Linked DNA regions of Homo sapiens: regions 1, 2, 3, 4, 5 and 6 are each linked to region 7. The links are chromatin loops, found by intact Hi-C in ENCODE. Cell type or tissue: A673. All regions are shown on one strand.

Region 1 (4,000 bases), 620 kb after region 7:
GAAGCCATTCAACTCCCTCTTTTTTTACGTTCTTTCCCAGGAGATGGGTGGAAAAGACAAGCCCAGCCTCTCAGAAAAACAGGGTGAAATCTTCAGCCAACAAGAGAATAAACATAATCTTTGGCAATCTTGCAAAATTCATGACCAAAAATAGACCCAAAGCAAAACAAACACATCCCTTTACTCTTTCACTCCTGACAATTAAAAGGAGACCAAATCAGTCTATTTCAATAATTTTGATTCCATATTACACGAAAGACAGGAAGTCATGTCCACCAAGTGACCTGAAAAATATGGACACTTTCTACTTTTTCATGGAGTTTTCACTGTATTCTTTTTGTTTCTATCTCTTTCTCCCTTCTGCCCACTCTTCCTTCCCCTCCCATCCTCCTCCCTCAGTTCTGTTCCAGGCTGAACATAGCATACAGCAAGTGGATGATGTCCAAGGCAATTCCTGGGTCTAGAAATCCATCAAGAATGATGCCTGGAGTCCAGATCAGAGGATCCTGAATCATCTGCCCTTTTCTCAAAGTGAGGAACAAAGCAGTGAGACTTGGCTCTCTAGTTGTTTTTCTCCTACCCAGCCTCAAACCTGGCCATGTCTCAGAATTAAGCACTGGAAAAGAGAAGAAGCACAACTCACTTTGGTGGAACTTCATCCAAAGTTGCAATAGAAATATTGTTCTTCTGACCCTAGGTTTGAAAAAAGTGGATAGAAGTTGGGGTATAGAAATAAGTAGAATTAGAAGTAGGGATGATTTTCTCCAATAGAAATATTTCATCAGCCTTTGGACTGTAGAGCAGAAAACTTTTGTCTTCATAGAACATTGAATATGTAAGAGAGCCAGTTGATGACAACTGCTGATAGTGAGGGGAGACGGTAGGGGCAGGGGGTGGGGATGATGTCCTGGTAATGGTAATAGCCAATACCCTTGACAATGACACTAGTAGCTCAGACACTAGAGGACATCTGGTGATGGTGGCCTTTTCAGCATAGATAACAATGTCCCCAGTATCTTACATGGGCTTTGGTATCTCATTAAGCAAGGAGCTGTAATATTTAGAGATGAATGCCAAAAGAACACATCATTCCAGTGAGTGAACATATAGTTGATAAAAAAATAAACATGGCATACATTACAGTCACCCAGATGACTGGAGTTGTCAACTGGCACTGACAATTTCTAAAATCACTAGGGAGGAATATGAGGGGGCTGAAGGCCACTCAAAATAGACAGTGAAAGATCCAGAGGAATGCCATGTTTGGACACTATTGCCATCCTATGTTTATACCAAGATGACGAACAGAGCCAGGAAGCACGGATGTACTGTTTTAGATGAAGGCCACAGAGGCTGATATGTGAGCACTGCTTGCAGGTTACAAAGCCTTATTCCCATGTAGGGAACTATGTTCATGTGCATGGCAGTGGAAGACTGGGGTCAAAGAGACAGTCACTGAGAGACCAAGCAGAGAATGGGACATTTCTGTCTTTTATAGAAGCTGTGCAGTGGGTGGCGGGGAAGAGGGGTGTTGATCCTGTGAGATGATTTCCAAAGGTTCCCACTAGGTGGAAGTGTTGGTTAGTACATGAGTCAGCAAAGGTTTCTCAATGAACCAATTTTTTTTTTTTTTTTTTTTTTTTTTTAAGGGCTGAATGGGAAATGCCACTGTCACAGATAAGAAGATGGGGGTGGGGAGTAAGGGGTAGGGTTGGTGGTCAGGGAGGCAGTAACTTGGTTCAAGATCACCAAGGAATAGCACTGTCCCATCCTCCCTTGCCTCAGACTTCTAAGGACAAGGCAATGAGCTCAGATTCTGCTTCCAGTTATTTTTAACTTCTAATCTCTACTTCTACCACTGAAAACAAGAAGTGCCAGTCTAAGACCTATTAGTTGTTTTGATGGAATAGAGAGGTTAAGGGTCTTAGACGGTAAACCCTGTGGCTCCCCATCGCCTGTGAGATAAAGTTGAAATGCCGTAACATGGCTTGTGAGACATTTTCCTGCTGCAGAATTTCCTTACTTTTACTAGTCTGTTACTTGAAGCTCCTTAAATTCTCCCATGATGCTTTTTGGGTTCTGAAAACCTATGCCTTTAATAGGTATTGCTTCTTTGGGAAGCATCACCTGACCTATTTATGGAGATTTGATCACCGTTGACTTTGTGGCATTCCTTTACCTAATCTGTACTGTGAAGGATTTAGGTCAGAGGTTGTATGATGGCCAGGGACCCAGAACCACCACACATCTTCTCTACTAAATCAGTCAGGACTCTGTTGCTTGTGACAGAAATCCAATTAAGTCTACCCTAGACAAAAAGGAAATGTTTTTGGCCTCAGGGAGGGCATGGGTACAGCTGGGAAAGACTGGATGAGTGACAGTTATATTTTCTGGAACATTCTCACCGATTTTTCTATTGCTTTGAATGTCAAATTCTTTCTTTCTTGTGAAAGACTGACTCTCTCTGGTGGGAGATGGGGTCCTGGCTGCTTTATGCTCATCTCTTACCAACTTCACTACAGGAAAGGTAAAGGCTCTTTACAACCAGAATTCAGTTTAACAAGGACTGACACTGGCAAAAGATGAGCATATGCTCAAAGCAGGGCCAATCATTACTGTTGCTCTGATTGGCTTATCTTGGGCCACTTGCCCACCCTATAGAGTGTGATTGACAATCTCACTCAAACTGCATGATTAAAGTCAGAATAGAGTTTTTCAAAAGGAAAGTGCTCTTACCAAAAGAAAAAGTTTTTCTTTTCACTGGGTAAAGAATAGTGGATGTCTAGTCTTCTGCTCCCCAAAGAGACATTTATAAAAAATGAAGTCAGAACTCAAAGTGTCTCTTTATTACTTGACAGATCAGTGTCTTAGTCCATTTTGTATTGCCATAAAAGAATACTATGGATTAGGTAACTAGGAAAAGAAACTCATTTCTTATAGTTCTAGAGGCTGGGAAGTCCAAGATTGAGGGTTTGCATTTGATGAGGGTCTCCTTGTTACATACCATGCCAGAAGGCATCACATGGAAAGAGAGGAAGAGAAGAGGGCAGAACTCATCATTTTATCAGAAACTCACTCTGATAATGGAATTAGTTTATTCATGAGGGAAAAGCCCTGAGGACCTAGTCACCTCTGTTTATACCCCACCTCCCAACACTGTTGCATTGGTGATTAAGTTTCCAACACATGAACTTTGAGGGATATATTCAAACCACAGCAGTCAGTGACATGTAACCTTCAATACAGAGCTCTGAATTAAACACAAGGCTGGGGTTTGAGGTTTTGGCACAGATTGCTACCTACCCTCCACACTCAAAGGCCATGGATTAGAAACCAAGATACTTAGCTAAAGAGAGCTGAGCTTCAAACTGCAAGCAGGAAGGAATTTGATGAAGACACTCAAATAATAAAGATCATGAAAAACTTCCTAGAGCTCTCATTCCAGTTGACAGAATGAGTGCGCTGAATCAGGACCCTCTTATAGGCCTAGTCCTTCATCAACTAGTAAATGAGACCCAACCAACATCTCAGCAATATCTTTAGATGCAACAGGTCTTCCTTGTGTGTTGAGTAGAAATTAAGATGGAGAGGGTTGGTTGGTGGGAGTGGTGGAAGTGTTTCCTCATCAACATTTACTTGCTTTGTGTTTTATCAGAACTGTGAGCTCAGGTTTATTGTCCTCACTCAAGGCTATAGTCAACCAGGAATGAGACCTGCTCCTTCACTTGGGCAAGTTCCTCCCTTCAAGGTAAACACTTAAGGCTGCTTCCTAGTACCACTGACTTTTATAAATTCCTGAGCCCAGAGAAATGGGCAGTTCTTCTGTTGGCTCTAGTCTAGAAGCTTCTGAAATGGATAAACCAACACATTTGGCCCAAGCTCATAGTCAGATATTGACCCCTCAATTTTATTTCTTAACTCAAATTGTTGCCTGCCATGGATAAACCTGGTTCACTAGAACAGTGGGTACCTAAAGTAGCACACATAGAATACTCAGTGT
Region 2 (4,000 bases), 1.7 Mb after region 7:
TGAAGGGGGAAAAGTCCGGGGCACTAATCTGGCGTGACTGGCAGCACCCGATGGGGTAAGGAGGACAGATGAGAAGGGTAGGAGAGGACTGGTGGGGATAGGGGAACAGGGAAGGGATGGAAAGGCCTGCTTCTGAAGGCTTGCATCTAACAGAAAAGGAAGGGAACCTCCCTGACTTACCATGCGGGACCCAGGTAATTTTCATACTGGAAGCACAATCTACAAAATGCTTCCCTCCAACCCATCCCCATAGGTACAATTTTACCAAATAAAATCATTCATACTCACATCCAAATTTGCCAATCTGAGCAAAATATAGTTAGTAACAAAGGAAGGCAATTTTCATATTTTATCATTCATCATAGAAAAAAAGCTTTAATATTTTTTAATTAAATACAGAAGAAAATTGTGTTGCCAGAGAGATTGTTTGCCTGCCTTTGAACAAATTAACAACACCTGTTTGCAAACAAAAGAATTTCCAGAATGGAGTCAAACCCTTTATTCTCTGTTCAGGACCCAGCCCATTCATGTCTTTTGTATACAGTATCAAACACATAGTAGGTGCTGAATAAGTATCTGCTGACTGAATGGGGTGCCTCTTTTATCCCTATCCTTTATTTCCCAACCCTAAACTGGATCTTGATCCATGGGGAAAATATCCCCACCCATCCATTCCTAGAGTAGCCCTGTCTCTTTCAACAGTCTTTGATACATAACATTGGTTTAGAGACATATGCCTGAAGGGAAAAGAGGGAGGGTTTCAGGCAGAGAAAGAAACACACAAAGACAGGGCACAGAGACTAGGCAGAAACAAAAAGATCTAAGACAGAGAGAGAGAGTAACTGAAACACAGGTGCAGAGCGGGAACAACTGTGGGAGACAGGGACAGAAAAACCAAGTCAGAGAAACTTAAAACGCACACCATTGGAGATAAAGAGATAAAAGGGCTGGGCCAGAATGATCATCTTGAAGTTTCTACTCAGCTTTAATGTTTTCTGATAGAGAAAATGGCAGAGAGAGAGGAAGACACGGCCTAAGCAGGAGGATAAAGAGACAAAGGAAGTTAGTAGAGGCAGAGGCAGCCAGCCAGGCGTGCCTAGCCGGGAAGCCTGGTCCTACCCCGGCCTCACACCCACGGGGATGGGCTCCCATGCCCACTTTCGGCTCCTACCTTAAGTCCAGCCACCCTCTTCCCCTACCCGCCCCTAAAGATCTCCAAACCACTCGGCAAATCAAATCCTCTCTCCCCAACATCCTCCGTGAAGCATTCTCGCTGCTCCAGCCCGCACTCAGCTCTTCCCCTCTCAACTCCTAAAGCCACACCCACCTCCCCTAACCACAGGGCAGGGCTGTTTTCGAGTTTGCCCTTGGCTCCTATGAGCACATCTTGACTCCTGCAAAAGAACTGTGTGCTTGTCAGGGCTCCAGACCCTACCTCCTATATTCCAGTATTCTTCATGACACCAGCCCAATGCCCGGTCTTCCTAAGTGCTCAGTGAATACTTTAGGGCCTGACCGGCCCTAAAGTGCACGCGGGGACCGTGGCCGTCCCCTGGTCAGTTTGGCAGGCTGGCCACGCTGAGGCCATCTCCTGGGCTCCTGCGCCCTCTGCCGGCCAGGAGGGGACCCGCACGCGGGACAGCTCGCGGCCGGAAGGGCGCGCCTGCTGCTGGGAGGCTGGCGAGGACGCGGGCGGCCCTGGCACCGTCCGAGGGTTCTGGGAAGGGTGGTGGGCACAGCCAGGAACAGCTGCTGTGTTCCTCTTAGGCGTAGGAGAACAACCCCTCTCGCCCCTACACCTCCTCCGGCCCTGCCCGCTGGGCGCTCAGAGCTTCTCGTCCAGCTCCAGGCCCTGGTTATCCCGGGCGCCCCCGCGCTCGGGGCCTGGGCTGCCGCCGTGTGTCCCACTCAGGTAGTTCTGGATGGCGGAGGCGCAGTCTAGCCGCTCCATGACGGTCATGAGGTAGTGCAGCTCCTGCAGGCTGCCGTTCTGCTCCTCAAACAACTCCAGGATGGCCGCTGCGGGGCTGCGCTGGCAGGACAGGAACCTGGCCCGAGGTAGGGGAGGAAGAGAAGGGTGTAGGAGCAGGGAGGGGCTCCCCCCCTGCTGCAGGCTCCCTGGGCTGCGCAGCGCAAGGTCCGTCCCTTCCCCATCCTGTAGCTTTTGTCCTTGTCCTGCTCTTGCCTGCCTTCCAGGGCACAGGAGGTGGGAAGCCCCAGGGCTTTGAAACTTGAGATTGTCCTGGCTTGGAGGCCAACTCTGACCCCTACTCCTCTCTAGGCTTCAGTTTCCTCTTATTAAGATGAGGGCTTAGACAAGAGGACCTCTAAGTTTGCTACAGTTCTGATGTTCTGTAATTGCCTTCTCTACCTCCCCCACTCCAAATACACCCCTAGCCTCCCCCTAGCCTCCTAACTCCCTCCTTCCTCCCTCTCTCCTAGGCCACAACATCCTGCTCACTACTAAGGAAACAGTTGCTGTAAACCATGGCTTTTTATCACGACTCTCCCGTCCACTAAAACCTTCCAGAGTCTCTCACCTCCTAACCAGCCCACGCTCCATGAGCCTTTCTGGCTCATCCAGCACCTGGCCTTGCCCTGTCTTTATGCTTTCTCTCCTTTCTCCCATCCTGAACCCCCTTAGCTCAGGCCTCTCTCTTTCTCGCCTTGCACACACTACACCCACAGCCACCTCTGCTACTCCCCAAAACAAAATGGCTGATCTCTTCCCCATCACTTCCTCCCTGAAGCCCTTTCTAGTTCACCCCTCCCAGGTGGAAGAGAACATTCTGCATCCCTCAGTTCAGACTTCTGGTCATAACGCCCGCAGTTCATTATTATTCTTGCTTCAGCTGTTTTCTGTCTCTCTTCAATGTGTTATACAATACTGGATTCTTACAGGAAGGCACAAGGAACACTTGCCTTTATTTTTCAAGCTCTCTGAACCCTTTACTAGTGTGTGCGCTCCTAGGCGCCGGGACCATGCCTCATTCATCTTGTATCATAGTGCTTAGCACAGTTTCCAGGGCATAATAGGTACTTGATAAATGTTTAAATGAATGATTTAAAAATCCACCCTGTAGTTTGCAGACCAGCCTGGCCAACCTGGTGAAACCCCGTCTGTACTAAAAATAAAAAATTAGCTGGACATGGTGGCGTGTGCCTGTAATCCCAGCTACTCGGGAGGCTGAGGCAGGAGAATTACTTGAACCCGGGAGATGGAGGTTGCAGTGAGCCAAGATTGCGCCATTGCACTCCAGCCTGGGCGACAGAGCAAGACTCCGTCTCAAATAATGATAATAATAATAAATAAAAATCCACCCTGTTTTCAGGGTCCAGCTCTAGCCCCATCACCAGGATAAAGTCTTCCCTGACCGCTGCACTCATAGTGTAGTTTCTGGAGCTTAGCTCAGTATTCTCCTGCTTTCTGAGTTCCTTGACAGGGATCATGACTGCACTGTCACCATTATTGATAACATTTATTGAATTAACAAGTGTCAGGCACCCAGCTACATGCTTTACACACATTATCCTATAATCTGTCTTGCTCCTCCTCAGGGCATAGCATGGCAAGCACTCAACATGTACCAAATAACTTCCATGTTAATGGATTCACTGTTAAATGTTAATTGAGCACCTACTATGCACCAGGCATCATTCTAGGTACTGATGATACAGTGATTAATAGAGCTGCCCTTTTATGGGAAATAGGGTGGACAGTAGCCATTCTCTGACTTTTAAGTCACTCCCTTGCCTGTGATCCAGTCTCCAGAGTGTCCTGAGGAACCCCATTCCAGCCCACCCTCCTCTACCATCCACAGACCTCACCCCTCTTCCTACCGGATCTTCATGCCGCAAAGCCCCAGGTGGGAGGCCAGTCTGCGCCAGTCATTGCCGGTGATGCTGTTTGGCTCCAATAACATCCGCAGCTGCTCAAAGAGCTCTGGGGGCAGCCTTAGGCAGGGAAAAGGGTGTTCTTGGAAGAAAGGGACAAACAGAC
Region 3 (4,000 bases), 1.2 Mb after region 7:
ACACACACACACGCGTACACACACACACACACACACACACTCCATTGTGGCCAGGGGAGGGGGTCATCATCTATAGCCATGCCTGTAACTCCAACTCAAGAGTGCAGGCTCTGACATGTTCCCTGTCCCTGCAGGTGTCTGTCCGTCTGCAGCTGTCTGCTGTCGCCGGGTGCATTTGGCAACAGTCTGGCTCAGTCCCTCTGCGGTCTCCACTCAGGCTCTCTTCTCCCTCCTGCTCTGGTTTTCAGAGGCTCTATCTCCCTAGAACTCTCTGTCTCTGTCCTTTGTACCGGGCTGATGGGAAGACGAGTAGGACACCTCCCTCAGAAGGTCTGTGCAAAGTAAGGCACTGTCCACCTCGGAACGGTCTACTGCTCTCCCTCCTCCCTGCCCAGGCCAACCTTAGAACCAGGGCAGGGCTGGGTGGGAGACAGAGACCTAGGAACCCAGGCATGGCTAATGCCACTTTCCATATTGCTTCATCATGCCATTCTGATGCCCCAAGCTGCACACACACACAATCCCCCTGATCTGCTTTCTGCCTGAGGCCAGCATAGGGTCCCTGAACCTGCCCTACCTGCCCCCACAAACTGCAACCATGCCTTCCTTCCTCCCATCCGCTCTGCATCAACCCTTCCGCACTTGGCTTTACCCCACCCCACCCAGTCCACAGAGCTCAGGGAGTCCCCGGCGCCCCCACCTAGCCCCCAGCAATGGCTCTAGCCAGGCCTTGCATGTGCGGAGATGCAACAGAGTGGTCTGGCGGCAAAGTTCTCCTGCTGTTTTCAACGGTTCCATCCACCCGTGGCTCCCCGTCTCTCCATCCGGCTCTCCAGTCTCACATGGACCCGGCTCTCCCCGCTCCCCGCCAGAGTTTCACCCCCACTGTAGGAAATAAAGACTAAAGAAAGGAAAGGAAATCTCTCGCGATAAGGATGGGCGAAAAGAGAAGGGGGTGTCCGCATGAGCACCTAGGATGCGGGGAGTCTTCAAGAGAAAAAGAAAGGGATGCAAAGTTCCCGGTTCCCTCGGGTGCGTTCAGCCCCGCGCCGAGCTCCCGCGGACACCCGGGATCGCAAAGACGCAGCGCCGGCGACCACTCACCTGGGCGAGGCAGCATCTACCCCCGGCTGGGTGGCACCGAGGCCGGCTCCGCGGGGCGCCCGGGCTCCCCGGCTCGGCCACGCATCCTTCCCCGCCCGAGACAGACTCGAGCTAAACCCTCCGGCGGCTCCGGCGAATGCAGGCAGATGGTGGCCTCGGACGTCCACGCGGGGAAAGCCCTGAGCCGCTTATTCAGTTATATCCATGGCATTTAGCAAGAAGAAGGGGGGAAAAGCACAACTTGTTCTCTTCTCTTCCAGATTAAAGAAAAATAATAATAATAATCCCTCCCTAGGAGGATGCCGGTAGGATTTTCCGGATCGAAGAACCCCAGGCATTCCCAGGAACCTCGGGCATCTTGGAATGTGGGGTGTCTTCAAGTTCAGACGAGCCTGCCGGGTTGTGTATGTGTGAGTGTATGTGTGTCTCAGCGAGAGGGAGCCAGGCACTCACACCCACACGCACACACAAACACACTCCCCCGTACTCCCCGCATGCACACTGCCCCCCACGCGCGCGCGCATACGCGCGTACCCGGTTTCTCTCTCCGCTCCACACACACACACACACACACACGCACACACACACACACACGGATCACACGCTCCAATCTGGGAGGGAGTCGGGCGGGCTGCGGAGACAGCGCAGGGCCAGCAGTGGAGAAAACCCAGCGGCCAGAGGCGCCCAGGAACCCGGCGGCCGTGCGCACCGTCCCCGCCGAGCTCTCCGGCGCGGCAGCCCCCAGTGGCGAACCGCGGAGCTGCAGGAGCCGAAGGCAGCCTCTGCGCCCGCTGCCCTGCCCGCTGCCGAGCGCACCCGCTTCCGAGACGACCAACACCGCCGCGGAAACCAGAGGGATTCACGGTCCTGGCAGGGGTGGCGCGGGGACGCACGGTGGGGCGGGAGTGGGCTGGGGCCGCAGTCGCGGAGGGAGGTGGGCAGGCCGCGAGCCCCGGAACCGGGAGGGCGGTCTCCGCGGTCCAGCGGCACGGGCAGCCCCTGCGGAAGGCGAGCCGGGCGGCCAGGGCTGCACCTCTGCAGCTGGCGACGGCGCTGCCACCTCACGTGCCTAGCGCGCCCTGCAGCCGTCAGCCCGCCGCCTGCTGGAGGAAAACCCGACCGCGCCGGCCCTAGGCTGGGAGTGGGGGCTGGGGCGATCGCGCCCACCCAGTCCTGGGGCCCAGTTCAGATTCTCGAATCCTGGTAAGGGACCTATGAATAACGAGCGCCCCGTGCACGCACACACACGCACTTTGACTTTTCATGATTATTACAAGAATCAGTGAAGGGTGCAGTGGCGCCAAGTGTTTGCACAGCATCTTTACAACTCTTCACTTGTTTGATCTTCTCAGCAACCCTCATTTGATGTATAAGGAAACTGAGGCCCAAAAGAGTAAAGTGACTTGTCCAAGGCATGTGGTAGGTAGCGGAGACCCTACTCAAAGCAGACTGTGAGCTCACAGTCAGAACACCCAGGTCTGGCCAAGGTCTCGTCTTTGGTTATCCTCTCGGTTCACTATAAACAACTAGTTACCAGAAAGGTAGGACCGTCCTCTGCCTTACTGGACTCCCCAAGAGGCATTTCCTTCCTTCTAAAGGAAATGAAATTTTGAGATTCCTGTTGGTACTCCAGCTGGTAAATCCAGGGGCAGGAAGAATGTCAATGTTGCAGTCCTTCTCTTCTCTCCTGGTGGCTAACACATCCCGTGCACCTGTCCCGGTTACCCACAGGGAGGCACATGTTGCATGTGGATGTGTCTCTGCAGCCCAGGATTGGCTCGGCTGGATACATCTGTAACATACGACCCTGTGTCCTCTCTACACACATGCATAACTGCAGAAGCCGAGGCAGCTGGTCCTCATGTGTGCACCCTCCACATGTGCACCCCGGGAAACTGCCAAACTGGCATGCTGCATATCCTTGAAGACAAGCCTCTCCCTGCAGGAATTCTGGAAAGCCTGGTGGGGGAGGGGCATGGCCAAGATGAAACTCAAGGTATATGGGGTGGGCCTTGGAGAGAAGGGATCTAACTCAGGAGCAGGGAGTGAGGGATAGAGGTAGGGAAGAGTCATGAGAAGGAAAGTAATGAGGAAGGAAGAGGTGAGTAAAAGGAGGTGTGGAGTAGAAACTGGGGAGGGCAAGTAGGGAAGAGGAAGGGGAAGGGAAGAAGGAGGGGAGAACAGCAGGGAAACTGCCTTACTCTTTGCTTACCTGAGGGCTTGCCTACTATTGGCGGGAGCTCCCAGGAAGAAAGGCTTAGGAAGAACCACAGCCTGGGCTCAAGCCTTTGAATTCTCCCAAGGGTTGGGGGCAGTGGGCTAGGTTATCTCCCCTAACCCTCAGTCACCCATGAGACAACCAGAACGGAGTGGCAGGGATAGGACCAAGCTGGCACCAGAGTAGAAATGGAGCTGCTTTTAGAAACCAGAAAAGCATTAGAATGATGTGAATGAGGGATATAGGAAGGATGGATCAATCTCTGCTCTAGAGTGAACCCAATACTCCATCAAGAAGTTTTCTCAAGTCAGAAACATGGATATTCCATGAAGAGCCAAGACCTGGGTCATTGGTAATTCTGAGAATTACTGGTTTATTTTTCTAATTACATTTGCCCCAACATAACCTGAGTACTGTGCTGGGGCACAGGTGGCCTGGATGCTCACCATGGCTTTGTATTAACAAGCAATGTGACAAGTCCCTTTTCCTCAAAGGGTTTGGACTGTGCATTTGCTAAGAGCCTTTCCAGCTCTGGGAACCCCCAAGCAACCTTGACAGATGGAGCAGGATGGGGACCACATACATCTTGAGAGGCCAAGAGAACACCAATCTACAGTCACCGTTTACCATGAAAATCCCCAGAAGATAATCCACACTTGGATCATGAAAAGGTGAAAG
Region 4 (4,000 bases), 950 kb after region 7:
AGTTCCTGGGTAAACACATTGCTTCTCCAAGCTCGGTTTCTCCATCCATGAAAGGCGAATATTAATCATGGTACCCACCTCCTCAAGCTGGCATGAGATGCACATGAGAGACGTGTGAGAGAGTGTACATGAGTCATGCAGCCTGGTGAAGAACGCCCTACAGACGCTCAACAGGGCATGCTCAGCATGTGCTGTGCTTCCAGCCCCTGGGAGGCTTGAGGAAAGTGAAGGTGGCAAGTGGAGAGGGGATGGAGGGCCCACTTCTGTGATTCTGTGGCCAGGACTCTAGTCCCTAGAGTTTACAGGGCACTTTCTTCCCTGCTCACACAGAGCTCAAAACCCAGCACTCGGGGTTGACTCCACCTGCATGCAGCCAGCACATCCTCTCTGTTTGGCAGGAAGCAAATCATGTTCAGTGGCTCTGCAGCCACATCCCCTAATCCGAACTGGGAATGGAGGCCACAGTCATTCAGTAGAAAAGTGAGTTAGAGAATCACACACGTACGCCTCTTTGACCTTCTAGGAATTAATACCAATGTTTTATAAAGTGTTGCCAAGCCACTTTGAGGGCCTTTTAAAGTAAAGCTCATTTGCAATTCACACATTGAGGTTGATATGGAACTAAGTGGTGCCAAGAGAAAGAGTTGTGTCTACACACTCCCCAATAAGCTTCTTCAGAGGGTTATCTCCACCTAATGCTCACTGACATGGAACTAAGCTTTACAGCCCCAAGAACTGTATTGGTGAAACAAAAGTCTGGAAAGATAAATACCAAACTTATACCAGTAGTTAACTCTAGGGTGTGTGTGTGTGTGTGTGTCTGTGTGTTTATGAGGGGGTGAGACATTCCTATTTTCCTTCCAGTATTGATACAGTGCTTGGCTCTGTTGTGATGAAGATTGTTTTCAGATATTTTACGTGAAAAAAATTAATAAAATAAGAAAAAAGAAAGGCACCAAATGGGATTGTTCTGTGGAATACACAATATTATAGACGTATGAAGAAGGACCTGCACTTCCTACACATGAAAGTAGTTACGATTTATAGAGCCCTGATTTGGTCCCAGGTGCTGTGTTACAAGTGCTAAGCTACTGAGTCATGCAGATGACTCCACAAGGTAAGCATTATTCACCCCATTTGCAGAAGAGGAAAGTCGGGGCAGGGGTAGAACCACACCCTAAGTCATCAGTGCATGCATTCGCAGATTAGTGTGAAATCACAGAGCAATGAGAAATGGATTTCCTCCTCCCGGACAGAGTCAAAGAACCTCACCAGGAGGCTCTCCCTCCCTCCCTACCTAAGAGTCTTCAGAGAAAACCTTACAGCATCTGTTCACATGATATCAAGGAGCAAAACGCCAGCGAAATTAGAAACCCCACCATTCCGCCTTGCTGGAAGGAGCCAGGGAAGATAATCAATCTTCAAGATGAGGCTGCGAAGCAGAGCAAGCCAGGCTTGGCCCTTTTCAGAAAAGACCCCAAACAGGGGGTCTGGGCTGTTATCTCCTGGACGCTGGTCCTGTAGCCAGCTTCCAGGGGATAACAGGGGCGGCAGCCCGAGAGGGTCCCCTTCTCTCCAGAGGGGGCAGGCAGCAGGCTCACAGCTGCCCTCTCCCAACATTAAGACAAATTTATAGGAGTGCCAGCAAGGCGTAAAACACACGAAGATAGGCTGTTCCTCACTCCAGCCTGGCTATTCAACCCCCTCACTCCTTCTCCAATTCTGCTTCCTCACCTGCTTCCCGTAGCTGAAGGCAGAAGAATGCCTTAAAGACCCTTCAGTCACCGACAGAACAAGCCTGGCCTGGAGCCGCTCTCTTGGTGGCCACGCCCACCGCAGCCCCAGGACCCCTGGACCCTGTGCAGGGGGCTGTGTGCCCTTCCCTGGCTCGGCTTCTCCAGATGTTCCTTGTGGCTCTCCCTCCCCTTCCTCGCACCTCACTGGTGGCAAAGAGCCAAAGCCCCCGCACACAGTCAAGCTGGCAACCCAACTACATGGGATTCCTATGGCTGCAGATGGCCTGAGACGACTCTCAACCTTGACAGGATCTAGGGCTGGGGGCTTGAGATAGTCAACCAACGCCCAGCCCCTGGACGGGGTTAGAGTCACTCCTCCACCTCGTGGTCATTGTTGGAACTACACCCTGGGAAAGCCTGTCCTGAGAGGCACTTACTCCAAGGGATGATGGAGGAGGTTTGATGATGATGGTGATGGTGATGATGTGATGATAATGGTGATGATGTGATGATAATGATGATGGGTCATGAGTGTAATCACTTACCTCTTGCCACTTTCTGCTCACATCACCTCCTCAAAAGGGCTTTTCCCTGACCACCCTGTGTAAAATAGCACCACCACTCTCCTTAACCCTGCCTTATTTTTTGTAGCACTTATCATCTAAAATATTATTAGTTTGCTTATTTGTTGTTCGTGTAAGCTCCAGGAAAGCAGGAGCTGTGTTTTTTTTCACTGATGTATCCTGTGTAGCTAGGATTACCTCACAGTTAGCAAGTGTTCAATAAATATTTGTGAAGTGAAGGGGTTGGTAAATGACTCCTCAATCTCTCCCTGTGCCCAGCAGTCCTCCCAGCTCCTGGCAAGGCCACAGATCCCTCTCCCGCAGACTGAGTTTGCCTGTAATACTGGGAACAATCCCCATGCTCGTCTGGGAGATGTAAGGACCCTGTGTTAGTCTGTTTTGCATTACTAAAGGAACACCTGAAGCTTGGTAATTTATAAATAAAGGAGATTTATTTAGCTCATGGTTCTGCAGGCTGTACAAGAATGGCACAGGCATCTGCTCAGCTTCTGGTGAGGTCTCAGGAAGCTTTTACTCATGGCAGAAGGCAAAGGAGGAGCAGGTGTGTCACATGGAGAGAGAGGGAGCAAGACAGAGGGGAGGAGGTGCCAGCCTCCTTTTGACAACCAGCTCTTGGAGTGAACTAATAAAGTGGGAACTCATTCATTACTGCAAGGATGACACCAAGCCATTCATAATGGATCCTCCCCTATGACCCAAACACCTCCCACTAGGTCCCATCACTTTTCAACATGAGATTTGGAGGGGACACACATCCAAACTATATCAGACTCCAGGTCTCAAATCTGCTGGTTTGGCCCCCACCGGCCTGTGGTGGTCTTGCCCTTGGTGGTCAAGACCCTGCCCTTGGTCCTCGCCTTTAGCATCTGCATCCCATGGTGTCATTCCTTGCATCTGCGTCCTCCCTGCCTCATCCCAGTGTCCATGCATGTTGCCCTCCCACTGATTGCCAGGCCCTGGGCTGGGTGTTTTGTGTTCACTACCTCTGATCTTCATGGCACCCTGCAAGGTGGGCATTGATTATCCTCATTTTTAGATGAGAAATGAGTTCAGAGAGATGGCACAACTTTGCACATGTGATTTATGCCACCCCTGTGTTTTCCAGAGATGGTCCCAATGATGCTAATGGGTGAAACAAATAAAGAAAAATACACATAAAATAAAGTTTCCATGGTGAGAAATTTCAGAAAACACTGGGTTCAGCAAAGCAGAATTTTTTCTATCAGGACTTCTTAGACTCTTTAAAATGACCATGTGCATGGCAGCCCCCAGTGGGGAGGGGTATATGCAGGGCACAACATTTCCCAAACCTATCTGAATTTGGAACCACTTATCCAAGGAGCATCTCACAGGACATGGCTTGGATAACAAATGCAAAATCGGTTTCAATCCTCCTGGTCAGGAATTAAGATCAGTGGATCAAGATCGGTTTCAATCCTCCTGGTCAGGAATCAAGATCAGTGGATCAAGATTTGTTTCAATTCTCCTGGTCAGGAGTCAAGATCAGCGGATCAAGATCGATTTCAATCCTTCTGGTCAGGAATCAAGATCAGTGCATCAAGATTGGTTTCAATCCTTCTGGTCAGGAATCAAGATCAGTGGATCCAGATTGGTTTCAATCCTCCTGGTCAGGAGTCAAGATCAGTGGATCAAGATTTGTTTCAATCCTCCTGGTCAGGA
Region 5 (4,000 bases), 1.5 Mb after region 7:
AGTCACTAAAAATCATTGTCAGTGGTGAGAGTTGTTTCTGATAGACTTTTTGTGTATGGAAACTCAAAGGAGGCAGAAGAGACAGAGGCATTATGAGATGGGCCATGTGAAATACAAGATCATGTGAAATGATTGGGGAATCCAGAGAATGGAACCTTGGCTCAGGAGATCCTCTGGCTGGAAAAGGAGGACTGGAAGGGGGTCATGGAGCAGGCTTGGGGAAAAACGGGCTGGCCTCAGATCTTCTGTTACCACTACCCCTTCTCAAAATTATTTTCAGGGAATATTTTCATGCTGTCCTAAGTCATTTGGTAGACTTTGTTACTCAAAGGTTCATAGCATCTGAAGAACTGACAATATTTTGAGTATTTTACCAACGTATATATTTCTCCCCACCTTGAGAGACAATTGAAGGCTGACAAAAAGAGTTATTTACATCTATCTCTCTCTTGTCCTTTCTCATCTCCCTTTAACTTTCCTTCATTTCACAAGTGAAGGCCCATACTACCAGGCTGGTAGGGAAGACAGGAAAAGAGTATGCCTACAAGCCTCACAGGAAATGGAGAACAGCAGGAGGAGCTAGCACCAGCACCGTTTATGACTGCACAATGCACTGCTACATAACAGATGTTTAAAAATTCCTTGAGTCCCTAAGGCCTAAGATCATAAAAGAAGAGATCACAGAGAAATAACAAAGTATATAATACCATGATTATATGGTGCCAACAAAGCCAGAGTTTGCAAAAAAGAAGAGTGGCCAATAGATAAAATAAAGCAGAGTGAGCACTGGGGACTATGAGAATTGATTGGATTTTACCATTAGGATATTATTGATGACCGTAGCAAGGATGGTTTTATGGAGTTATTAGGGACTGAAAGCTAGATTGTACTGAGATACAGTAGAATAAAGACAAGTGGAAGCTAAGCAGCGAGCACCAAGTTTGAGAATAAAAATGTTGGTAACTTCAAGAGGAGGCTCAAAGGTGGTTTTTGAGAAAAATGAGCAATGTCTGTAGGCTGAGGGTGGGAATATGGAAAGGGGATGTTAAAGCTATCAAGGAAGCTGGGTTAATGGAGCAAGATTGCAGAGGAAGAAGTGAGGAAGGGTACAGTGGAAGGATTGGCCTAGGGTACTGAAGGAAGGAGGATGAGAGTCTGTGGGAATCCCAGTGGAGTTTGGATGAGTAATTGCTGCAGTTCTCTCAGCATCTCTGGGAGAGCACAGCCCAGCCTGGGCTTGGAGGGCTGTGGTATATCAGGGGCAAAGTTTCCATGAAAGCTTAAAAAGTAGGAGATTTTGACAACGGAGGGAGGATTTGGGAAAGCAGGTGGGGGAAGGAAGGGTTCATTATAACAGAAGCCAAGGCAATAAGCACCTGAGAGAAAAAAGCAGATAATGAAAGGAAAAAGAAAACTGCTACATTTTTTCATGTGGAAATTGATGGTTATAAAAATAAAATCAGAAATCACTGACCTACAAAATTCAACTTCAGTGTGAGTCCCTGTGGTGGCAGAACTTTCAAGGTGGTAACTGTGGTGGATTTATGGAGGAGTTGGTGTGGGCCTTTGTCTTGCTGAGTTAAAGGCAGATATCTTGGGTGTGCACAGCAACAGAGAGGGCTCTGATCTTTCTCCATGGAGAGACGTCTTAATGTATAGGGAGTAGGGAGGGCCCTGGTCTGGTCCCAGCAGGGACTGTCTTGCAGTGAACAGACACACTAGGTATTAAGTAGATCAAAGAAAGATGATGTGAAAGTCTAGGAAGTTTTTAGGGGAAAGAGTCAAGCTTAGACTGCATATTAAGAAGATAAGGTAGTTTCTGGCAGGAGGCTTTGGACATGGATGTGGTGGGAGAGGAGGGAGAGAGGAGACCGTCCTACTAGAGGGTGCCTGTGGGAGAAGGGAGGCTGAGGTCCAGGAGACCTGTAAGTTACAAATTTTGTGTCTTCTGCGCCTCCTTGTGGTCAGCCATTTCCACTCCCAGCTCAGCTCTCAACTTTTCTCCTCACTGGTTTCTGTCTAAATGCCTCAGCATGGTCTCTGAGGTCTCTTGAATAGTCAGCTTCCAAATGGCTCTGCCTTCCCAACAGCCTCCTTCCTGTAGTAAGCATGCCAGTATCGCCCAGTGAGTAGATAACTTTCTCATCGCCTCACCTGGTTCATATATTTGGGTGTTATGGCCACTTGGTGCACCTCCTCTTTCTCTCTCCAGCCTTCCCAGATGAGCACCTCTCTGTTCTCACTGAGTCCTGGGGAAACTGGTCAACAGCTTGATCTTGGGTATCTATAAGACATCATTGCTGGGTTGGATTTGGCTAATTAGTGGCTGCGTGGTCTAGGTAAGTTAATTAACTCACTCATCTTGGGTTAAGGATGTAGTCACATAACATACAGATATGTCTGACACTCATAGTAAGTGCCTAGTCAGTGTTAGCTACTCTTACTACTAATGCATCCTTTGTCAGAATCCAACTCCAGGCAGACTTAGGAAAGCCTGCAAGTTAACCAGGGTCCTAACTATCATACCAAGATGCCATGCTAGCCGCCTACATGCCTAACAGATGCATCCCTTTTTCAGTATCCATTGCTTGCACTTCAGACCTTTGCCAGAGCCCTCCAACTCCAAATGTTCTCTCCAGAGTTCCGCAAAATTCAGTGGACATAATTGGGGAGGCAGAGGAGAGGCATTCTAGGCAGTACTTACACCGATTGCATGTACCTTGGAGGATGAAAATGACATCTAAATATTCATTCTTCCAAAAGCTACATTCTAGAATTGCAATATTTTAGCTTCAGGTGAAGGTGCTTTCTCAGAACTAGTTTGTTATTATGTCCTAATCCCATTAAAATTGAGATTAGGCCAAAAAAAACATTTTTGTAAATGCCTTGACATCATTTTTGTACCATCTAAAGAGAGCCAAAAGTGGCTTTTAGAGTTATTGCTACCTCTCTCAATTCATTGGTAGGCTTCTAGCTATTACATAATAAGAGAAAATGGAAGAAATGGAAGAAAATACCATTCATTAAGCCACTGAATAAAGTCACCTCTGAAAGTTGCCCTCCAGTGCTTGGCATCACAGAGGCTCCACTTATATAATAACTTCCTTTGGGTATATACCCAGTTATAGGATTGCTGGGTCAAATGGTATTTAAATGGTATATAATGGTATTATAAATCATTCTACTATAAAGACACATGTGCATGTATGTTTATTGCAGCACTATTTACAATAGCAAAGACTTGGAACCTACCAAGATGCCCATCAGTGATAGACTGGATAAAGAAAATGTGGCACATATATGCCATGGAATACTATGCAGCCATAAAAAATGATGAGTTCATGTCCTTTGCAGGGACATAGATGAAGCTGGAAATCATTATTCTCAGCAAACTATCACGAGGACAGAAAACCAAACCCCGCATATTCTCACTCATAGGTGGGAATTGAACAATGAGATCACTTGGACACAGGGAAGGGAACATCACACACTGGGGCCTGTCGGGGGGTGGAGGGCTAGGGGAGGGAGAGCGTTAGGAGAAATACCTAATGTAGATGATGAGTTTATGGGTGCAGCAAAACACCACGGCAAGTGTATACCTATGTAACAAACCTGCACATTCTGCACATGTACCCCAGGACTTAAAGTATAATAAAAAAGAAAACTTTCTTACTCTCCTCCTTCTCTTATCATCCTCCATCCTTCCCACTCGTACTCCCTCCCAGTGTGCAAATCTTAAAGAGACCAGCACCATTATTTATGACCATATTTTTAGTGGGTGAAGATTTGATCAGAAAAGGGATTGATAAGGAAAAGAATTCCAGAAATTTGGAATGAGCCAAGTGCTAAGATCCTGTGGTTACCCAGCTCTCTTACTTCTGATTGAGACAGGGGGAATTTGAGCTATGGGATTAAAATTGTCTCTCTACCACTTAATATTTCTCCTTTCCAACTGCATGTCACAAGGGCTGCTTCCGAAAGCTTTGCGCAAAATTCCGAC
Region 6 (4,000 bases), 530 kb after region 7:
TAATCTCAGCACTTTTGGAGGCTGAAGTGAGAGGACTGCTTGAGCTCGGGAGGTAAAGACCAGCCAGGGCTACGTAGTGAGGTCCAGTCTTACAAAATAAAAAAATAAAAAAAATTAACCCAGTATGTGCTACATGCCTATATTCCCAGCTACTCAGGACCTGAGGTGGGAGTATTGCTTCAGCCCAGGAGGTCACGGCTGCAGTGAGCTATGATCATACCACTGCATTCTAGCCTGATTGACAGAGTGAGACCCTATTAAAAAAAAAAAAAAAGAAAGAAATACTGTATATCAGTTACATCTCAATTTTAAAAAAGAAAAAAGAATTTCAGAGCTGTGTGCCCTGTCATCCCCTTCAGGCAGATGAAAGAAATCTGTCCACATGAGGGTGCCTCCCTCTTTCAAGGCACCCTCCCCATCTTGACCCAAGTCAGTACAGCTTCTCACACCCTGTACCCCATGTCTGCTGCTCACCAGTTGCTTGTGTGACTTGCGCCTGCTCTTTGCAGCTCCTCAAGTTCATCCCAGAGAAGAGTGACATTGACCTCCTGGAGGAGCACAAGCATGAAATTGAGCGGATGGCCCGTGCTGACCGCTTCCTCTATGAAATGAGCAGGTTGGGCCATGGGCATGGTGGGGATTCAAGCAGGTGGGGTTCTGGCAGGTGGGGCAGGTGGGGCTCTGCCAAGAGGAAGGGGATGGAGGTGGGCAGGCTTGAGAGGAGACTGGAGCTGGCTCCGGGAGCTGGGGCTGGCCAGGATAGGGGTGGGATACCTCAAGATATGGTTCACCTTGTCTACAGGATTGACCACTACCAGCAGCGACTGCAAGCCCTCTTCTTCAAGAAGAAATTCCAGGAGCGGCTGGCTGAGGCAAAGCCCAAAGTGGAAGGTAGGGCTGAGGGTTGCAGGAGGCTTAGAGTGGAGAGTTATCTGAGAAAGGCAGGGTGGGTGGGAGCCAGTGAATAGGGGCAGAGGGAAACCCCTTTCTTATTCTCAACCCAAAAACAAAAACAAAAAGTCAAAGACAAAATCTAAAATGATGATTATTATAAAAATATGCACTTGCTTATATTAGCACATGCGCCAACCTTGTGACATGTTCCTTATGCCTCAGCATGCAAGCTCTCCAAGGTGGGGCGTCTGTTGACATCTGCCCCAGCATGGGATGGAAAGGTAGAAAAGATAATAATAGCCACACCTACAACAGTGCCTGGCTGGGACTGAGCTCATCAGTCTTTACTCTACTTAAGAGGTACTAGGCTCATAGAAGACTTCTGGGCACGTTAGTTTAAGTGTGAGCCATTCAGAAAGTAGGAAATTGCACAAGCTGATTTCTAAAGGCATCTGATTTTCTGAGTCAGGAACACTTCCAATACAGGCCATTTCCAGATGAGAAATTTGTAGTTCAATGAGAACCATGCGCCAAGCACTGTGTGAAGCACTCTGCTTGGTTGGTCCTCATTTGGTCATCACAGCAATCGCACGGGTGGGTGCTATTATTAATTTCCATGTGGCTCCATTCTCTCCTTTCTAAAGTAGGGCTGTGTTAATGTCCCGAGGCTGTGACACTGGTGAGTGGTGGAACCAGGGTAGGAATGCAGATGCTGATCTTCAAAATCAGTCCCTTCCCTCTTGTCCCCTAGTACTCCCCAGGGGCTGCCTGTGCTGATGGCACAGCAGGGAGGGGCGTGGAGTTGTTGGGAGAGGCAGGAGGTCAGGACGGTGGGCAGAGACATGTGGACCCAGGAGGCAATAAGCAGGAGAGGCTGGGAGGCTCATTTGTGGGGAGGACAGGGTCAGCAGAGTGGAGCAAGAAAGCCTGTTTCCAGGATGTTGAGGTTACCAGGCTGGGGGCAGAACAGAGCATGGGCACCCCCTGCTGGACACCAGGGCCAGTCAGTACTCCCTGAGATGCCCAGTCCAGAGAGCAACCCTTCCTGAAATCCATTGAGATGCTTCAGGGATAGTCTATGGATAGGGTGGAGCATGCAGAGCTAAGGCAGACATTTTCTGTAATCAGATCTTGTTCCCCCTCACACTACACACACACACAGCAAGGGACCTGCAGGTGGTAAGCATAGATAATCAATCAAGAGGGAAAGAGAGCAGCAGTGACTCTCTATTTCTAAGGTCTGGCCATATCTCCTGCCCTGGTGATGGGTGAATCCTTATCTTCTTCACAACTTTCTTTCATCCTGCTGCAGACTGCCTTTGGAGCATGCAGCACAAGTAAGGGGTTCAGCCCAAGACATGTGTGCACAACTATTTGTATGTCTTGGGTCAGTGGAACAAATGTGAGCAATTGCCATTTGGAGATTTGGAACCAGAGTAGCTTAGCCATCAGAAAGGTTTAATCTCAGACAGTTTCCTGCTCCCAGGAGCCTAAGAATTAGTCAGTGGAGGCTGGGTGCGGTGGCTGATGCCTATAATCCCAGCACTTTGGGAGGCCAAGGCGGGCGGATCACAAGGTCAGGAGATTGAGACCACTCTGGCTAACACGGTGAAACCTCGTGTCTACTAAAAAATACAAAAAAATTAGCCGGGCATGGAGGTGGGCACCTGTAGTCCCAGCTATTCAGGAGGCTGAGGCAGGAGAATGGCATGAACCCAGGAGGCGGAGCTGGCAGTGAGCCGACATGGAACCACTGCACTCCAGCCTGGGCAACAGAGCATGACTCCATCTCAAAAAAGAAAAAAAAAAAGAATTAGTCAGTGGATATTCAGGAAAGAGTCTCCATTTGATATCAAGCTAAGCCGAGTAAGATGTGTTTGGGATAGCAAGATCTGCTGGGGAAAGCTACTCTTCTATAGCTCTGCTCTATAATAATTGCTCTGTATAGCAATGGCTGCTGTCCTTGTATAGACCAGACATAAGTCTCTTTCCTCTAAGAGCTAGATAGGAAAGATATGCCTAAAGTTGTGTATTATAGAATCAGATCAGTGTGTGTGACTATAAGTGGAGAAAAGAGGATTGTGCAAAGATGGGATTCTTATTCTTCCTTCCAGTTCTCCCAGGAAGTATTCCTGGAAGAGCTAAGATTTAGCCTATCCCAGCTAGGTGTGATGAGCTGTTGACACCTGCCCTCCTATCCCCAGCAGGGGCTCTGAGTCCATTTGCCAAAAGCTAGTTCACCAAATTTGACAAATTTACCAGTTCTTCTATGAATATATTCATGAACTTACAATTCTTGAATATATTCTTCTTATGAATATATTGCTGAATATACCACATTTACCGATTCTTATTATAAATACATTCACCGAATATAGTCAAGATGAATATGGTTGCAAATGTAATATTCTTATGAATATATTCATGAATATATTATTCTTGTGAATATATCTAAAATGTCAGAACTGCATCTGGGCGTTTTCCCATTTACACTGATTTCCTTTGAACTCTTGTCATTTTCTGTTTTGCCAACATTTTAGCATTTTTAGGAGGATTCCTTTGCAGATTTTCCAAATAGCATATAAACCTTAGAAAAAACATCCCAACCAATATAAATTGCCAGAAACTTTCCCAAGTATTCTTTTTAAATAAACTATTTTTGAAACATAACATGCATATAGAAAAGTACACAAATCATAAGAGTCCTACTTGAAGAATTAAAAAAGGGAACCACATGTGTAATCAACACCCAGGTCAAGAAATACAGCTTCCAACCCCCCAGAGCCTTCTTCATGTCCCCCTCCCAAACTTTACCCCCCTCCCTCCTCTCTAAAGGTCAAACCCATCTTGACTGCTAGTTTAGTTTTATCGGTTTTGAACTTTATTTTTTAAATTTTTACCTATTTTCTTTTTGAGACAGGGTCCTGCCCTGTCACCCAGGCTGGAGTGCAGTGGTGTGATCTTGGCTCACTGCAACCTCTGCCTCCTGGGCTCAAGGTATCCTCCCATCTCAGCCTCCCAAGTAGCTGGCACTACAGGCACATGCCACCAGCCTGGCTAATTTTTGTATTTTTGTAGAGACAGGGTTTCACCATGTTGCCTAGGC
Region 7 (4,000 bases):
GCTATAATGAATCAGAAATTGTCCAATAGGAAACAGTCCAATAGCCAGGCCGAAGAGATAAGTTGGCCTCTAAGGTGACACTGAGATTGGAAATGTGGGCCAAGGGGACAAGATGAAGATGGAGTAGAGACACAAGAAGAATGGGTTGGAGGCTGGGTGTGGTGGTTCACACCTGTAATCCCAGCACTTTGGGAGGCTGAGGCGGGTGGATCACCTGAGGTCAGGAGTTTGAGACCAACCTGAGCCTACATGGTGAAACCGTGTTTCTACTAAAAATACACAATTAGCTGGGTGTTGTGGTGCGTGGCTGTAATCCCAGCTACTCAAGAGGCTGAGGCACGAGAACTGCTTGAACCCGGGAGATGGAGTTTGCAGTGAGCCAAGATCACACCACTGCACTGCAGCCTGGGAAACAAAGTGAGGCTCCATCTCAAAAAAAAAAAAAAAAAAAAAAGCGGGGGGTGTTGGAAAGAAACTAAGGAAAATGAACAGAGCGAGGGAGAAGGTGGACGACTGGCGAGGGCCCCAAGGGAGTGGAGAGCGACAGCAGCGTGTGTGCTCAGGTAGACTTCTGTAGGAAGACACCTGCACATCTGCCAGGAGCGACCTGAAGACCAGCGCCTGGGGCTTTGATCTCCTGGGTGTGCGTCGGGGGGCAGGGGCGGTGGTGCATGCCAGGTCAGCTGGGGGTTGGGGTGGGGCAGGGAGTGTGCTGCAGTGACACCACCAGCTCCTTGAGGCAGGGAAGATGACTGTAGTCTCTCCAGAGCCTACCCATGGCATGGAGGAGATAGCACACATGTGCTAAATGCATCAATGAATGAGTGGATGCAGCTTGATCAGCATGTGGAGCAAGATTCGGTGACCATGCTGTATATCAGGAATGGCTACATGCCTGTTTATGCTTGAGGCTCCTCACTCTGTAAGTGAAGTCGTTTGGAGACCCCAAATGCCTGCGGCTGCGTGAGAGTATGACGTTCTCAGGACTCGGAGGGAAGTGGACTTCAGCCATAGGCACGCGGAAAACCACCGTGGTCATATTTCTTGGCTCCCGTAGGTGGCAGCAGTGGACAAGCCCAGCTGCTTCCCGGGCCTGGCTTGGCTTGTTCTGCATTCTAACCTCACACTGCCTGGGGTCCTGCCTTTCACACCTGCCTGCTCAAAGGCAGCCCCTCCTCCTCCTGCTGTTCTAGGATCCAGCTGCTGGACCCACATCCCTGAGTAGCTGCAGCCCTGGGAAGCTCCAGGACGACACTGAGACCCTGGGAGGCTGGGCTCGGACTGTGTGTGGCTAAAAGGAAGGGCACCTTCTCTTTTCTTCCTCCAGTTGTGATCGCAGCTTCTCCTCCTGCTGGTCTGGCATCAGAGGCACGGCCATGTTTTCCGAGATTCCTGTAGAAGGAAGGTGCCAATGGGATGGTGAGAAAGAAGGGTAAAAGGAAGAGTGTGATATTTGGGCAGATGACAGAGTTCAAGGGCACCCCAAGAAGAAAGGAGCCTCTGTGAGTTCCTTCTGGGGCCTCTTGGTGGCAACCTCTGCTCAGCTGAAAGCCCTGAGAGGAGCAGCTTCCAGGGTTATTGTCCCTCTGCTGTCCCTCCCACTGCCAACATCTGTCACTGGAAGGGAATCTTCCTCTGTGTCTACTAATCCTTTTACTATTGAGCTCATTCATTTCCTGTTGAGTTTCCAGGGAAGACGCAAAATAGCATTTCCCCATCCTCTGATAAAGAGCCCTTCAGGGCCAGGCACAGTGGCTCACGCTTGTAATCCCAGCACTTTGGGAAGCCGAGGCAGGAGGATCACCTGAGGTTAGGAGTTCGAGACTGGCCTGGCCAACATGGTCAAACCCCGTCTCTACTAAAAATACAAAAATTAGCTGGGCGTGGTGGCGGGCGCCTATAATCCCAGCTACTCGGGAGGCTGAGGCAGGAGAATTGCTTGAACATGGGAGGCGGAGGTTGCAGTGAGCCGAGATCATGCCATTGCACTCCAGCTTGGGCAACAAGAGAGAAACTCCATCTCAAACAAACAAACAAAAACAAACAGATAAACAAAAACAAAAGCCCTTCACAAAAAAAGGAAACCTCTCTAAACCATCTGACATCTTTCTCTGCACAAGTGGAGGTGCTTAATTTCCAGCCTCAGAATCGTGTCTCCTGTTTTTCACTCCCTCTGCAGCAGTGGTTCTCAAGCCTGATGAACGCAGGCCATGTTAATTCACAACCAGGGATGAGCCCAAGCCTTGGCGATGGGACCATCATGAGGCCCAGGGGAGGGCTGAGCACGTCAGCAGGGATCAGCTGCTGCGTGTGTCTGCGTCCCTGCTGATGCCGACCTCTGTCTTCCCCCACATGACTGCCACTGGTGCCTGGTTGCCTGCTCTGGCTAGTGTGCTCATCTGAAGCTGGCTGTCTCCTAGCCCAGAGTGTGGGGACTTTTTATTCTTCTAGGAGTCTCTTCGTGGTTGCCCTGCTTTTCTGAGCTCCACAGACAACATCCTAGAAGTCGTACAGCCCTGCTTTTTACTCTATGTAGGGAAGACTCTGCTACAGTCCATGTGCTTCCAGACATGCTCAGACTGAATCCTTATAGCATTTATTTGTGGTAAGTGTTATTATGCCCATTTTACAGATAAGGATATTGAGGTTCAAAGAGGGTAAACTGCCCAAGTTATGTGGCTAACTTCAGGAAACTTGGATTCAAAAATCCCTCGTATAACATTTCTGACAGAGGGTCATCTGCTTTCTGCTCAAATACTTGCAGGGATGAGGAGCTCACTACTTTGCAGGGTAGTGCATTTCATGGCGGACAGCTCTGTTTCCTCCTACTTTTGAGCCAAGACATTTCCCGCTAACTTCTTTTCACCTCTACTTTGGCTCTTTGGAGCAGTGTAGCATATCTTTCTTCTTAATCTGATGGTCCCTTAAATATCTGAACAACAACATCAAAATATCACATGTGTCTGGAACTTTTTTTTTTTTTTGAGATGGAGTCTCGCACTGTCACCAGGCTAGAGTGCAGCAGCGCGATCTCCACTGACTGCAACCTCTGCCTCCCAGGTTCAAGCGATTCTCCTGCCTCAGCCTCCTGAGTAGCTGGGATGTAGTCCATCCCAGGGTGGTGTGGTAGTGGTATGGTGCACACCACCACGCCCAGCTAATTTTTGTATTTTTAGTAGAGATGGGGTTTCACCATGTTGGCCAGGATGGTCTCGATCTCTTGACCTCATGATCCACCCACCTCGGCCTCCTAAAGTGTTGGGATTACAGGTGTGAGCCACCGCGCCCAGCCCCCTTTTTTTTCTTAGACTGACTCCTGCTCAATCCCTCACCTGAAGTCTCAGTGACCTGGTTACTTTCCCATTTATCTTAAGTGTGAAGGCTAGGTCTTGACATAATACTTCCATGGGTCTGAAAGGTATAGAGTAGAGTAGGGCTCCTCTTACCTTTTAAAAATTTAAGCTCTATATTTTTGTAGTAGGTGAATTACTAACAATGACCATTTACTGGGGACTTTCTATGTTCTAAGTTCTGCCAAATTCTACTAGGCACTGGGCTAGGTCCTCCATGTACCCTATTGCTAATTCTCAAAATAACCCTTCAAGGATGGCATTGCCATCTTCTTTCAGCTAGATTCTTGGTCTCAGAGAGGGCCATGGATAACTCAAGGTTACATAGCTACTAAATAGCAGAGCTGGGATGTGAACCCATTTGTTTTTTTCTGATTCCAAGGAGCTAAATGTTTCTACCAGACAGCCTCCCCAACACTGCTTATGATTTTTAGCAGCTCTGTCGTGGTTGGCCCCTATTAAGCTTGTGGTCAGTTTTAAAACTTGCATTTTTTAAAAATAAGTGATTGTTAAAATGCGTCCTGTTTCAGTGTGATTGTCCTTTTGATCCCAAAGGCAACACTTCACATTTATTGGCAGCCTAGTCTGCTGAGAGGTCCTTATTCTGTCACGCCATTATTCTTCCCCTTTGACTCCCTTACCCATTTGTT

The links. Peaks named below come from ENCODE experiments on the same cell type or tissue, not always from the same donor. Only the 100,000 strongest peaks of a DNase experiment are listed, where the experiment ranks them.
Region 1: it touches region 7 in a loop (4-fold over the local background); 5 of 110 quality-filtered maps call a loop at or near these places.
Region 2: a loop joins it to region 7, with 5 times the contacts of the local background. A loop is called at or near these places in 18 of 110 quality-filtered maps.
Region 3: it touches region 7 in a loop (6-fold over the local background); 4 of 110 quality-filtered maps call a loop at or near these places.
Region 4: a loop joins it to region 7, with 7 times the contacts of the local background. A loop is called at or near these places in 57 of 110 quality-filtered maps.
Region 5: a loop joins it to region 7, with 7 times the contacts of the local background. A loop is called at or near these places in 3 of 110 quality-filtered maps.
Region 6: it touches region 7 in a loop (7-fold over the local background); 82 of 110 quality-filtered maps call a loop at or near these places.

The regions. Positions count from the first base shown.
Region 1 is chr6:39,979,693-39,983,692 of GRCh38, forward strand. LOC102723789 (a long non-coding RNA gene) reads left to right here. Exons shown (of 6, transcript XR_001744112.1): 6 at 400-649. Among named protein-coding and RNA genes, the nearest start is that of MOCS1, 47 kb to the left of the region's middle. In A673, a CTCF peak has its summit at 1,565 (motif pointing right); a DNase peak (open chromatin) is centred at 1,569.
Region 2 is chr6:41,026,548-41,030,547 of GRCh38, forward strand. UNC5CL (unc-5 family C-terminal like) reads right to left here. Exons shown (of 9, transcript NM_173561.3): 8 at 3,841-3,954; 9 at 348-2,048. The coding sequence ends at 1,826. Among named protein-coding and RNA genes, the nearest start is that of UNC5CL, 11 kb to the right of the region's middle. RefSeq lists enhancers at 1,162-1,231, 1,302-1,501 and a silencer at 1,642-1,751. In A673, CTCF peaks have their summits at 1,606 (motif pointing left) and 1,808; a DNase peak (open chromatin) is centred at 1,624.
Region 3 is chr6:40,585,837-40,589,836 of GRCh38, forward strand. LRFN2 (leucine rich repeat and fibronectin type III domain containing 2) reads right to left here and starts at 1,528. Exons shown (of 3, transcript NM_020737.3): 1 at 1,105-1,528. RefSeq lists silencers at 1,701-1,800, 1,891-1,960. In A673, CTCF peaks have their summits at 1,863 and 2,227 (motif pointing left); DNase peaks (open chromatin) are centred at 1,265, 1,755 and 2,175; H3K4me3 peaks cover 2,479 bases; H3K27ac peaks cover 2,253 bases.
Region 4 is chr6:40,306,763-40,310,762 of GRCh38, forward strand. No RefSeq gene overlaps it. Among named protein-coding and RNA genes, the nearest start is that of LINC00951, 47 kb to the right of the region's middle. RefSeq lists enhancers at 1,262-1,829, 1,830-2,396. In A673, a CTCF peak has its summit at 2,122 (motif pointing left); a DNase peak (open chromatin) is centred at 2,089.
Region 5 is chr6:40,843,848-40,847,847 of GRCh38, forward strand. No RefSeq gene overlaps it. Among named protein-coding and RNA genes, the nearest start is that of UNC5CL, 190 kb to the right of the region's middle. In A673, CTCF peaks have their summits at 565 and 1,982 (motif pointing left); DNase peaks (open chromatin) are centred at 584 and 1,954; H3K27ac peaks cover 561 bases.
Region 6 is chr6:39,890,832-39,894,831 of GRCh38, forward strand. It overlaps DAAM2 (dishevelled associated activator of morphogenesis 2), which reads left to right. Exons shown (of 25, transcript NM_001201427.2): 18 at 510-616; 19 at 803-891. It overlaps DAAM2-AS1 (DAAM2 antisense RNA 1), which reads right to left. Exons shown (of 4, transcript NR_125831.1): 2 at 792-932; 3 at 475-548. Among named protein-coding and RNA genes, the nearest start is that of DAAM2-AS1, 4.5 kb to the right of the region's middle. In A673, a CTCF peak has its summit at 1,879 (motif pointing left); a DNase peak (open chromatin) is centred at 1,880.
Region 7 is chr6:39,361,127-39,365,126 of GRCh38, forward strand. It overlaps KIF6 (kinesin family member 6), which reads right to left. Exons shown (of 23, transcript NM_145027.6): 17 at 1,308-1,392. The region is part of intron 2 of LOC107986594 (a long non-coding RNA gene); the gene reads left to right. Among named protein-coding and RNA genes, the nearest start is that of KCNK16, 40 kb to the left of the region's middle. In A673, CTCF peaks have their summits at 1,040 (motif pointing right), 1,258 and 1,524; DNase peaks (open chromatin) are centred at 1,075 and 1,605; H3K27ac peaks cover 1,028 bases.